Linked DNA regions of Homo sapiens: region 2 is linked to region 1. Evidence: chromatin contacts called from ENCODE Hi-C or POLR2A ChIA-PET data. All regions are on one chromosome and are shown on one strand. The core of a region is the stretch at or near the end of the contact, and the rest is flanking DNA. Distances in the headings are between cores, read along the strand shown. Region 1 holds the start of PTPN23 (protein tyrosine phosphatase non-receptor type 23). Region 2 holds the start of UQCC5 (ubiquinol-cytochrome c reductase complex assembly factor 5).

Evidence for each region. Hi-C counts contacts between places; a loop is a spot of excess contacts on that map. ChIA-PET counts read pairs that join two places held with the same protein, here RNA polymerase II (POLR2A). Pooled maps may share reads with other maps.
Region 2: a map of CD4-positive, alpha-beta memory T cell shows a loop between it and region 1 (20-fold over the local background). The contact joins the promoter of UQCC5 here to the promoter of PTPN23 in region 1. A Hi-C loop is called at or near these places in 1 of 168 maps with a recorded cell type or tissue (CD4-positive, alpha-beta memory T cell) and 7 of 50 pooled maps. POLR2A ChIA-PET finds 5 or more read pairs at or near these places in 1 of 52 experiments (activated T-cell).

What each region holds. Positions count from the first base shown.
Region 1 is chr3:47,379,752-47,382,592 of GRCh38, forward strand. PTPN23 (protein tyrosine phosphatase non-receptor type 23) reads left to right here and starts at 1,270. Exons shown (of 25, transcript NM_015466.4): 1 at 1,270-1,429. The coding sequence starts at 1,346. PTPN23-DT (PTPN23 divergent transcript) reads right to left here and starts at 1,741. Exons shown (of 1, transcript NR_185912.1): 1 at 1-1,741. RefSeq lists enhancers at 656-1,333, 843-902, 1,073-1,292, 1,334-2,009.
Region 2 is chr3:52,535,252-52,538,041 of GRCh38, forward strand. It overlaps UQCC5 (ubiquinol-cytochrome c reductase complex assembly factor 5), which reads left to right and starts at 1,354. Exons shown (of 2, transcript NM_001124767.2): 1 at 1,354-1,655. The coding sequence starts at 1,505. RefSeq lists a silencer at 1,040-1,339 and an enhancer at 1,673-2,206.

The sequences.
Region 1 (2,841 bases), core at 20-2,519:
TTGTTTTCCCTTATCAGTAAACAGCCCCACAGCCACCCACCTGCACAAGCCAGAAGCTTGGAAATCATATTCGACGTCCTCATGCCCTTACATCCATCCATTCCAAGTTCTGATACTTTTGTCTCCAAAATATTCCTCAAATATTTCTCAAAGTGGGCAAAATATTTCTTTGCTCACTTTTTACTTCCCTCTGCTCCAAGCCACAATCACCTGTCTCCTGGAAGACTACAAAAGGCTCACTGATCTCCCAGCTCGCACTTTTGCACTCACTATCTCCAGGCCATTCTCTGTTATTTCTATTGTTACTATTATTATTTTGAGACGGAGTCTCGCTCTGTCGCTCAGGCTGGAGAGCAGTGGCAAGATCTAGGCTCACCGCAATCTCCGCCTCCCAGGTCAAGCGATTGAACCTCCAGCCTCAGCCTCCCGAGTAGCCTATTATTTATTTCTAAAAGTAGGTGATACAGCCATATGATTTAACAATTCCTGCTCTATAGGTCCCCTCTCCAGAGGCAACAGGTGCTCTCCATTCCGTGGTCTCCTTCCAGATACTGTGGGCGTCCCTGGGTGCTCACCTGGCCGTATACCTTCCCCCACCCACTTCCCCACAGGGCCCGGGGCCTCCTCACTCCGCTTGAGACCCTCCATCCAGGCGCTCCCTCCCTATCGTCCGTCTCCCTTGGGCACTGCCCGGCCTCCCAGGCTGGGCTGAGTAGGCCAGTCTCCGGTCAGTGATTCTGTTCCAAAGCTCGAAAGCCTTCGCAGCACTGGGACTGAAACCCCCAGCTCTCAGCCCCGACTCCTTCAGGCCAGGTGCTCCCTCCGCACCCTCTCTAAGGCCCGTTTTCGCGTCATCTCTTTCCAGCGGCCCGCCCGCCACGTCATCTCTACCACAGCACCAGTCCTCCACGGCTCTTGACAATACGTGGGAGGGCAAGTTCATAGGTGAGGTCTCATGCTCTTCCTAGGAGGGAGGAGCGCGGCGGGCGGGACCCGCAGCTGGGCTTGGCCCGGGAGCGGGGAATAAGCTCGCTCCGCGCCTCTCAGTTTAGTGGATGAAGACTACTATCCCAGAAGCCGTTTCGCCTCGGGCTGGCGAGCTCCTCCCCGCCCTACTCCCTCCGCGCGAAGAAGACTGAGCATGCGCAACAGGGACAGCGCCTGCGCAAAAGACTACGCGAGCGGGTGGCTGGGTTCACTGCAACTCCCGGCAGGCCGCTGGCATTTTTCATTCCCTCCCGTGACCAGTGACTTCCGGCACGAAGGGGCGGGGCTGGGCTCGTGGCTGAGCCAGCAGCTGCAGCAGCTACGGGAGTGGCCGGGTGGCCGGCGGGTGCCAGCCGCCATGGAGGCCGTGCCCCGCATGCCCATGATCTGGCTGGACCTGAAGGAGGCCGGTGACTTTCACTTCCAGCCAGCTGTGAAGAAGGTGAGCTTGCCTTCCATCTTCCCCCCTATCCGCCGCGTATCTCCGTCGTCTGCAAGCGCGTGACGCCCCCCTGCGCGCCCATCACCTCCTCAGGCCCGGTCGCAGGGTCCGGTGAGGCCAGGAGGGGCCTTCGCCGGTTTTCCTCAGCCTGTCCCACACCCCGGCGCCCGCAGGCCATTCTTCTCCTCCCCGATAGCCCCGTGCTAGCACCTGCATCTTCATCTGAACCCGGTTCCCGACTTCTGCCCCGAGTCATCCGCTGTTCCCACTGAGGCAGCACACTTCCTCCTTCTGACGCTCGGACCCAGTTCTGCCCCGCCCCTCCTCCATGCCAGGACCGCCCCGCGCGGGAGCGGTGGGCGGCCCTGACCGTGCGGATTCTTTTGCTGCGCCCGGCCCTCGGTGCGCTGTCAAGTCCACGCCCGCCTGGGACAGACACTGGGGATGGCTCAGGGGCGTGTGTTTAAGACGTGAGCCCCGGTGGCCCAGGGAGATGCCCGACCCCTGCGGTGAGGGTTTGTTTTACAATTGCTGCGATTCTGTATGGTCTCCCATTCGGGAGTCTCTTTGGACCAAACAATACAATCCCACGACATTTTTAGGAGGGTTACTGCTTTTCGTAACCGACTGGAGGGCATAAACAGTGTTGTAGAGCTCAGAGAAATCTTACTGTGTTGGAAGAACAGACGGGCAGGTTTGGCGTTGACTAAGGCAAGGAACTTCTGTGGAGAGGTTCAGGTGTGGTGATTGAACACAGGTGCCCTCCGAGACATCCGCTGTATTGGTAGCACTGAGGGCTAGAGCAGAAATGAAAAGGAACAACCAGGAGGCCGTCGCAGGTGGGGGGCCTTGTGGGCTTAGCACAGCAGATGCCAGAGTAAGCCCCAATCTAGATGGTGCACCACTTAGCGAGACGCTTGGGAAGACAAATAGGAAAAAGAAAATGGGTTTGGAAGTAGTTTCCCAAGAAGCTGTCTCCCCTCTAATCGCCATACACCATTGCCTTAGTTCAGACAGTGTTTGAGTCCATCATCTAGCCTCTTGGGGCCAGGAAATGAGGGTAATTGATCCAAAATTCTAGAATTTTGTTAACGGTTATCCAGACGTTGCTCTCTTCTTCATCTGCTGTTTCTTTTTCCTACCTTTTTTTTTTTTTTTGAGACGGAGTTTCGCTCTTGTTGCCCAGGCTGGAGTGCAATGGCACGATCTCGGCTCACCGCAACGTCAGCCTCCCGGGTTTAAGCGATTCTCCTGCCTCAGCCTTCCAAGTAGCTGGAATTACAGGCATGCGCCACCATGCCCGGCTAATTTTGTATTTTTATTAGAGATGGGGTTTTGCCATGTTGGTCAGACTGGTCTCGAACTCCTGACATCAGGTGATCCGCTTGCCTCGGCCTCCCAAAGTGCTGGGA
Region 2 (2,790 bases), core at 104-2,603, 5.2 Mb after region 1:
TTCATTTACCTTCCTTAGATTGTCTAATAGTTGTCTCCTTTCTCAAAGCTGTTCCTGCAGTTTTTACTTTAGTCCTAGGTAATGGGGTGACAGCCCCTTTCAGTTATCTTCAGCAAGCACAGCAGCATGAGAAGACGCAATTACAAGTGAAGTCTCTTAAGTCAGAGCCCTGCTTCTACCTGGCATAGTCTCTTAAACTGTCAGTTAAGAGACTACATATAAACAATACACGTTCAGACTCGGCGCGGTGGCTCACGCCTGTAATCACAGCACTTTGGGAGGCCAAGGCAGGAGGATCTCTTGAGCCCAGGAGTTTGAGACTAGCCTGGCCAATATAGTGGGACCCCCATCTCTACAAAAAATTAAAAAATTAGCCGGGCGTGGTGGTGCACGCCTGTAGTGGTGGGAGGATGGCTTGAGCCGGGGAGGAGGGGGTTGCAGTGAGCCGAGATTGCGCCACTGCACTTCAGCCTGGATGACAGAGCGAGGTCCTGTCTCAAGAAACAAACAAAAACCATGTTTGGGAATACATGTGAAGAGCGAGGGCTCTGCCAATCATTATCATCATAATGAATATTCTAACTAATATTAATCAGTTACTATGCTCCAGGGTTGTGTTCAGTGCATCATTCCTATTACCGCACTAAATTATCACAGCGTCAGAACAAGGCCTCCGTTTTACGGCTTAGGGAATTGAGGCACAGATGGGCTAAGGGAGCACCTGTAGAGCAGGGATGTGGTTTGGTAACAGAGTGCATGCTCTTTATACTGCTCTTCTGCGATTATTGTGAATAAAGCGCCTACAAGTGCCTGTGGAACTGTAAGTGCCCCATACAAGATAGCTTTTATTAATTTTAGGGTTCTCACGGGGCGCTTACTTAGATTTTTGCTGTGATAATTGATAAAGTTCAGCTTTCAACACTCCATATCAAATTCTGTTACTTTAGAAGTCTAGGCACCAATCACGTCTCCGAAATAAACGCAAGGCATTGCATAATTGCATTTTGGAATGTGGTGCTGTACATAGTCCATCAGAGAGGGTCATCACTTCTATCTGGGTATTAGGAATAAAAATGGCGGTGGCAGAGTAGGGGGCGCGGCTGCCAACTGCGAGCTCAGACCTGCACTGGGGAGGCAGGGGGCGGGGCCGGGCCGGCGCCACGTGGGCTGTCCTTCCCTTTTGGGCCGTCCCACCTCCAGAGCTGAGGCGCCTGCGCCAGCTCCTTCGAGGCCCTGCTCGGCTTCAGGGAGCACGCGCGCCCTGCCGTGCTCTGATTGGCGGAGCTGCACGCCCCCGCTGCAGTCTGATTGGCGGATCCGCCTCGCTTTAGAAGGTCGGCGCCCAGTTCCGGCACTCGTGCGCCTACCAGACAGTGGCGGAGGACGGCGCTCGCTAGTCTCCCAGGTCGCGGTACACGGCGAGAACGGGCGGGGCGGTCTCGGCTGCGTCCGGGCGATCCAGTGCTTAGTTCCGTCATATCCCTCTCCACGACCTCGGTCGAGCATGTTCACCAGGGCCCAGGTGAGACGGATTCTGCAGCGGGTGCCCGGGAAGCAGCGATTTGGCATCTACCGGTTCCTGCCCTTCTTTTTTGTCCTGGGAGGAACGATGGAGTGGATCATGATTAAAGTGCGCGTGGGCCAGGAGACCTTCTGTAAGTGAGGGGGTAGCAGTCTCTGTTTCCTTTCAGGAAGGCACGAGGCGGTAGGGATCCGTTTTTCTGGGGAGTATTCTCAGATTGCAGACCGCGCATTCCACTCAGAGCGCTGGGCGAGTGCAGTTCCATTCGCTTGGCAGTCAGGGCGGCCTGGCTCTCCTGTAGGCCGGGCACATTGGCGTCCAGCCTTGTGACCTTCCCTGCACTTACAGGCGAGATCACGTGCTTCTTCCAGCCCTCTCATGCCTGCCCTTCACCCCTGCCGGTGACATCGTTTGGGCTTAAGGAACAGACTTGCTCACAACAATCGTAGAAGGGGGTGGATATGAGGGGTCAGGGAAACTCCTGCTAACTAGCCATTTCTCTTTGGATTCTTCTGTCCAAACTCTGGAGGGAGCTGATCTGCCTGGCTTTGCTAATTACCACTACCTTTACAGGACAGTCATTGGCACCAGGTCTTTGGTCTGGGTCCAGATGATCAGCACTGTAAAGATAGTGGTAACGCCTGGCACTGCATTACTGAGCATTAACTCTGGACAGGCCAGTTCCTTTCAGGAGGACTTCCCCAACCCCTCGGCCCTTTCTGCTTTGCCCCTCTCCTGAAACGCTATCACTTGTGACTTGCCAACCCACATTTTAAAGAATTGTTACATTAGTGATTCCTAAAGATCCTTAGTCCTTCTGTTCATCCATTCATTGATACTTAATGAGCATTCTTGAGGGGCTATAATGAACAAGGCAGAGGTGTCCCTTACCCCAGAAGAGCTCTAATGGGAAAGAAGATGATAAAGACAATTAGCATACAAAGTGATCAGTGCTGTGAGAAGGAAGTGGGAGGAACATAGGACTCTCGGGTGGGCGCCTCAACTGGACTAGATGGTGCAGGGAAGGCTTCCGGAAGCAGCTACCAAGTAAAGTAGGACCTGAAGACTGAGTAGGTGTCAGTCAGATGAGGGGAAGGTGTGTGGAATTGAAAGCATCTCCATGGCAGTGGTAGGAGCACTTGTGTGAGAGTATGCTGTGTGTTTGAGGGATTGAAGCAGATCAACAAAGTGGGGATGGCTAGAAGGGTGCCTGGGCAGGGTGGCAAAGGGACTGGAGAACCAAGAATGGATCCCAAGGATTGAGTCAT